2 separate regions of the Homo sapiens genome follow, and region 1 is linked to region 2. Evidence: read pairs that join two places in POLR2A ChIA-PET (ENCODE). Cell type or tissue: PC-9. All regions are shown on one strand. Each heading gives the region's core, and the rest is flanking DNA. Links, peaks and the distances in the headings are about the cores only.

The links. ChIA-PET counts read pairs that join two places held together with the same protein. Peaks named below come from ENCODE experiments on the same cell type or tissue, not always from the same donor. Only the 100,000 strongest peaks of a DNase experiment are listed, where the experiment ranks them.
Region 1: POLR2A ChIA-PET joins it to region 2 with 17 read pairs; 2 of 35 experiments call an interaction of 5 or more read pairs at or near these places.

Annotation. Positions count from the first base shown.
Region 1 is chr1:41,108,165-41,111,086 of GRCh38, forward strand. The region is part of intron 8 of SCMH1 (Scm polycomb group protein homolog 1); the gene reads right to left. Among named protein-coding and RNA genes, the nearest start is that of SLFNL1, 88 kb to the left of the region's middle. In PC-9, for the core only: no CTCF peak of the experiment used is centred there; DNase peaks (open chromatin) are centred at 1,307, 1,657 and 1,957; H3K4me3 peaks cover 2,007 bases; H3K27ac peaks cover 2,500 bases.
Region 2 is chr1:41,259,329-41,262,250 of GRCh38, forward strand. SCMH1-DT (SCMH1 divergent transcript) reads left to right here. Exons shown (of 3, transcript NR_186015.1): 2 at 1,415-1,545. Among named protein-coding and RNA genes, the nearest start is that of SCMH1-DT, 18 kb to the left of the region's middle. In PC-9, for the core only: no CTCF peak of the experiment used is centred there; no DNase peak of the experiment used is centred there.

The DNA.
Region 1 (2,922 bases), core at 138-2,637, 150 kb before region 2:
TAGATTCCCATATTTGGATTAGCATGTAGACAGCAGACAGATCCAGTTTAACAACATATGAAGTCACAAGAGACGAATGTACTAATCCAGAATAGCAATATATTAATTTATAATAAAAATATAAAGTAGCTTGGGTCTCATGTTGTCTCGCTGCTATCAATCCACATAGGGAGCTAAGGTATAATCTGAAACTGGCTTTCCCAGCCTGAAATCAGAGCAAGGGGAAGTCAAGTGGATTATCATGATGGCTAAAGGTATGATTAGCATCATAGTCATGCCATATGTACTGAATTCTTCATTTTGCTTTTTACATTTAAAAACTAAAGCATGTATCTGTTTCAGTTTTATTTTAAGTCACAAAAAATAAGCTAAAAGTAAAAAGCTTCTGCCTTTTATAACCAAGTACTCTGGATTAGTTGGACGCTTGGTAGTTACTACCCATCAGAGTTGGCTTGGCCACAGGAGTTTAGCAACTAAAAGGGATACTACTTGGCTTAGAAAAGGAGAAAAAGAGAGGCAGCAGACAGCTGGCACACAGGAATTACTTCAAAAAGGCAGAGATAGGTGATAGGTGAGCTGATGAACCTAAAATCATGTAGGAGACAGAGGCACAGGAGTCACCTGCTACCTATTCCCAAGATCATTAAACTAGATAGTATTACAGAGGTAAAAGTGCCCACTAGGGATCATGTAGTTCAGCCTCTCACATGTAAGAATGACTTGCTCAATGACGTAACCAAGTTTGTGGCCTGGCTGGGACTAGAACCCAGTTCAGTGCTCTGATACTACACCATACTTTTTCTTTCCTATTTTTTATCAGGATTTGGAAGCCAAAATCCAGGGTCTCAAATGAAGCTTTGAAGAAGGGCCAAAGGAGAATGGGAAGAGTATCAGGGAGACAAGTGTGAAAACAATATGCCTCAGTGATATATTGGTCCTGACAGGTGGCTCTACTAAAAGATCTCCATGGTTTCACTCTCTAGACTCAGATATCAACAGAGCCAAGTCATTTAATTATCTGAGCTTCAGTTTTCTCATAAATAAAATGTATCTGAAAATAATTATACCTTGTTCAGAGTTACCAGAAGATAAAATGAAAATCTGTGTGTAAAGGAACATTAAATAAATATTGGTTTTTCCTATTTGCCATGAGCAGGAAACATTATCTTACTCTGAATTTTTAACATTTGCATACTAATGACCAGAAGGTAGGAAAGAAGGAGGAAATAGTATGATTAGAAAGAGAACAGGCTTACACACAGAGAACAACTTGTTTTGTGAAATGAATTGAGTAACCACATTTTTTCCACATTGCATCACTTGCTCCTTAGCCAGGACATGGAGACTGCTGGCCAAACTTCTGCTGTTATAGAAAGCGCTTTTGTAGGACTTACTGAGGGTGTAAAGTGTGGGAGGAGACAGTTGTTAGAGGGAACAACCTAACTGCTGGAATGATGACTGAAGCACCTGGTCTGGAAATGTCACCTGGAAGGTCTCTCTCTACCTTCTGAGCCTGGTCCTCTGACCATCTTCTGTTGAAAATCTAAGGACTCCAGAGACACAGAAGAGAGGAAAACAGTCAGCAAACTTCTCTGGAAGCATCAGCCACAGAGTGAGTCATATTTCTTATCAGCAAGGTTTGCAGCCAAAAAGGAATGCATATCCAGCAACCTGGACACAAAGACCGTCAGCTCTGTTGGCTCTGGAGAACTGCCTAACTGCTCTAGATTTATCAGTCAAAAGAACAGTGAATTCCCTAGGCATGAAAATGAGAAAATCAACCTATTAACTGAATAAAGCCCAGAGCACCAAGGCTTATCCTGTTTTAGCCTCAAGTAACAAAAATGACTCTGCTATCAGTTCCAAGGTACCTCGCTTCTTGCTGCTTCCACAGAGCTATTACCTCACAGTGCTTCCTCACAATGCATTTACCATACTGACCCCAGGGTACTTGTTTCTTGCATCACAGAGAGGAGTGGCACTTTCCTGAGCCAAGAAGTGTGTTTCCCTTTCATTCTGCCCGAGGATCTCTCCACCTCAGTGCAACTATCCTAATCCAAGCAACCTCATTTCTTCCTTGTCCACAATTACCACTGTACAACTCATTCTCCACAGACCAGCTCAAGTAATTTTTTTTAGATAATAGCTTTATTGACATAAGTTACATACCACAAATTCACCCTACATTTGTGTTTTCTAAGATATTCAGAGTTGTGCAAACATCATCCCTAATTTTAAAACATTTTCATTATCCTCAAAAGAAACCCCAATAGCAGTCATTTCCCATTTTCCCTCCCCTAGTCACTGGCAACCACGAATCTACTTCTGTCTATGTGTATTTGCCAATTCTGGACATTTCATATAAATGTAATCATCAATGATTATCTTTTGTGACTGGCTTTTCATTTAGCATAATGTTATTAAGATGCATCTATACTGTAGCATGTATTAGTACTTTATTCCTTTTTTATTGCCAATTAGTATTTTGTCCTCTAGCTATACCACATTTTATTTATCCATTTATCAGATGATGAACATTTGGGTTGTTTTATCTTTTTGGCTACTATAAATAATGCTGCCATGAATGTTCATTATGTGTTTTTGTGTGAACATATGTTTCTATTCTTTTGGGTATATATCTATGAGTGGACTTACTGGGTCACATGGTAACTCTTTAACATTTTGAGTAACATCCAAACTGTTTTCTAAAGTGGTTGCAGCATTTTCCAATCTCACCAGCAATGATCGAGAATTCCAGTTTTTCCACATTCTCAGCAACATTTGTTATTATCTGTCTTTTGCTTATAGCTGTATCCATGGGTGTGAAGTTGTATTTCACTGTGGCTTTGATTTGCATTTCCCTAATGATGAATGATATTGAGCATCTTAAGTGCTTATTGGCTATCTGTGTATGTTATCTGG
Region 2 (2,922 bases), core at 249-2,748:
TGATTCCTCAGAGCTCTGTTATCCCACAAGTCTGTGTCTACCAGCCGCACAAGGAAAATCTTTCACGAGGTTCCTCTCAGTTCCTGTGGCAGACAGACTCTTGGGGAAGTTGCTCACCATCCCACCTGCTGATGTCATGGCTTTCTGTAATTCCTTCTGTTTGAGTGGTGGGGGTGGGTGGCTGCAGTGGTGCTGTGACTTGCTTCTCACTGGTAGAATGCAGCAAAGGTGATGAGATAGGTGGGATAGATGGTGCCATGTCAGCGATGACATGGGTATATTATGTGACAGTGTGGGGCCGGGCACGGTGGCTCAAGCATGTAATCCCAGCACTTTGGGGGGCCAAGGTGGGCGGATCAGGAGGTCAGGAGATTGAGAACAACCTAGCTAACACGGTGAAACCCTGTCTCTACTAAAAAATACAAAAAATTAGCCAGGCGTGATGGCAGGCGCCTGTAGTCCCAGCTACTTGGGAGGCTGAGGCAGGAGAATGGCGAGAACCCGGGAGGTGGAGCTTGCAGTGAGCCGAGATGGCGCCACTGCACTCCAGCCTGGGGGACAGAGTGAGACTCCGTCTCGAAAAAAAAAAAAAAAGAAAGCGTGGCACTTGTCTTGCTGAGTCTCCCTATGCCTCTCCATTGGTTTTGAAGAAGCAAGCTGGCATGTGGCAGCCTGCGGATGTTGGGAGGCCACACGGCAAGGAACTGCAGCATCTCTAGGAGCTGAGGGTGGACCCTGACTGGCAGCCAACAACAAACTGAAGCTCTCAAGCCTACCACCATAAGGAATTGAATTCTGCCAATAACCTGAGTGAGCATGGAAGCAGATCCTTTCCCAGCCAAGCCTCAGACAAGGTTCTGGCCCTGGGAAACACCTTGACTGAAGTCTTGTGAGACCATAGGAAGAAGACTTAGCTGAGCCAGTCTCAGATCCTGACCCATAGAACCTGTTAGATACTTAGCATGTGTTGTTTTCAGCCTCTGTGTTTGTGGTAATTTATTATACAATACATACTGTTCCCCACCCTAATACTTGAAACTCCTGACCCCAATCCCTGTGCTCTATTTACAACTCCATGCCACCACTGGGGGAATAATCCCATAATAGTATCTGTGTGTGGGTAGCTTTACCTGTCTGTATCTACACATAGATCTTGTGACAGTAAATTTTATCTATCAACTTGACTGGGCTAAAGGATGCCCTTATAGTTAATTAAACATTATTTCTGGATATGTCTGACTAGCAGAGATTAGCATTTGGATTGGTGGACTGAGTGAAGCAGATGGCCCTCAATGTCATCCAATCCTTGAGGGCCTGAATAGAGCAAAAAAGGCAGATGAAGGTTGATTTTGCTCTTTGCCTGACTGCTTGAGTTGGGACATTGATCTCTTGCGCTTGGTGCTTTGGTTCTTAGGCCTTCAGACCTGAGCTGAAATCTACACCACCGGCTCTCTGACTATCAGGCTTTGGACTATACTTTGGGCTTTCCTGGGTCTCTTACCTGGCAGACAGCAGATTTTGGAACTTTTCAGCCTCCATAATCATGTGAGCAAAAACCTTATAACAAATTATCTATCTATCTATCTATCTATCTATCTATCTATCTATCTATCTACCTATCATCTATCTATCATCTATCTATCTATCTATCTATCTATCTCTCTATCTATCTATCTATCTATCATCTTCTGTTGGTTCCGTTCTCTGGAGAACCCTGACTAATACAATTCATATTCAATCACAGGCCTTTAGGAAGTACTTAATATGTGCTGAGCACATACAGAGATAGGTAAGTCCAGGGTATCTCTGAGGTGCTCACAGTCTGAAGAGGAAAACAGCCCCATGATGCTTGAGCTGTGGAAGGCTCACCTGCAAGGGTGAGCTAGCTGAGGAAATCAATGTGTGTCCTGCACTGTAGAAATCAGTTTGTTTCCCCAGGGTTATTGCATTAGATTCTTATAAACCTCTAAGGTAGATGCCTTTTACAGAGAAGGGAGCTGAGCTCTAGAGAGGTTAAGGAACTTGCCTTAGAGGCAAGTCCACTTAGTGTGGGTCAGATCCAGGATTCTAACCCAGTTCTTCTGATTTCAACTTAGTTGGATAATTAAAATTGACTATATATTTCCTTTGTGTTAACAGATTCTACTGGAACTTCTAGCAGGCAAACTCACCTAGTGCTCTCTGGAAGGTGATGTGGGTGGAACTCTGTCTGATTCCAATGTCTAGATGCCAATGAGCTCTCCACCATCACCCCAGAGACAGGGGAAAGAAGATATAAGTAGACCTGGGCCTGTCTTCATTCACTCTCAGTGAGCACACGGCAGGCATTCAAGAAATATAGAGGCTGAATTACATTTTTTTTGAGGGTCTAAACTTTGCCCTCTGTGACTAGGTGTCATTTGATATGGCAATGAGAATACAGAGCAGAGATACTCAAACTCAGGAACCAAAAGAATCATCTGAAGATAACTGTTAAAATGCAGATTCTAGGGTCCTCCCTCCAGAGATTCCGATTCAGTGGGGCCCAGGAGACATTTTCAATTATACCCTCAGATTATTCTGACACAAGTCAATCACAGAGCACATGGCTACTTGTGACAAAATCACAGCCAAGCTAGGTTGAGATAGTTTGCCTAGACTCTGATGTGGGTTGTTCCCAAACATCCCCACTAATGTTTATAATTCCTTTTCCTTATGGGAGGGAGAGGCCAGTGATGTGTTGGCAAATGTTTAATAACTGGATCTCTGGTGGAAAAGAAAAAAAATCCCTGATTTGCAGCATTTGCCAATACCCATGGTGTAAATACTCTCACCGTGGCTGATAGCAAGCTACCAACAGTAGCTTGTTAAGACTGAATTGGGAAGAGATGCACATCATTGGCCTTTGCAGGTCAGTAGGAGTCAGCTCCAGCAATCATTGGA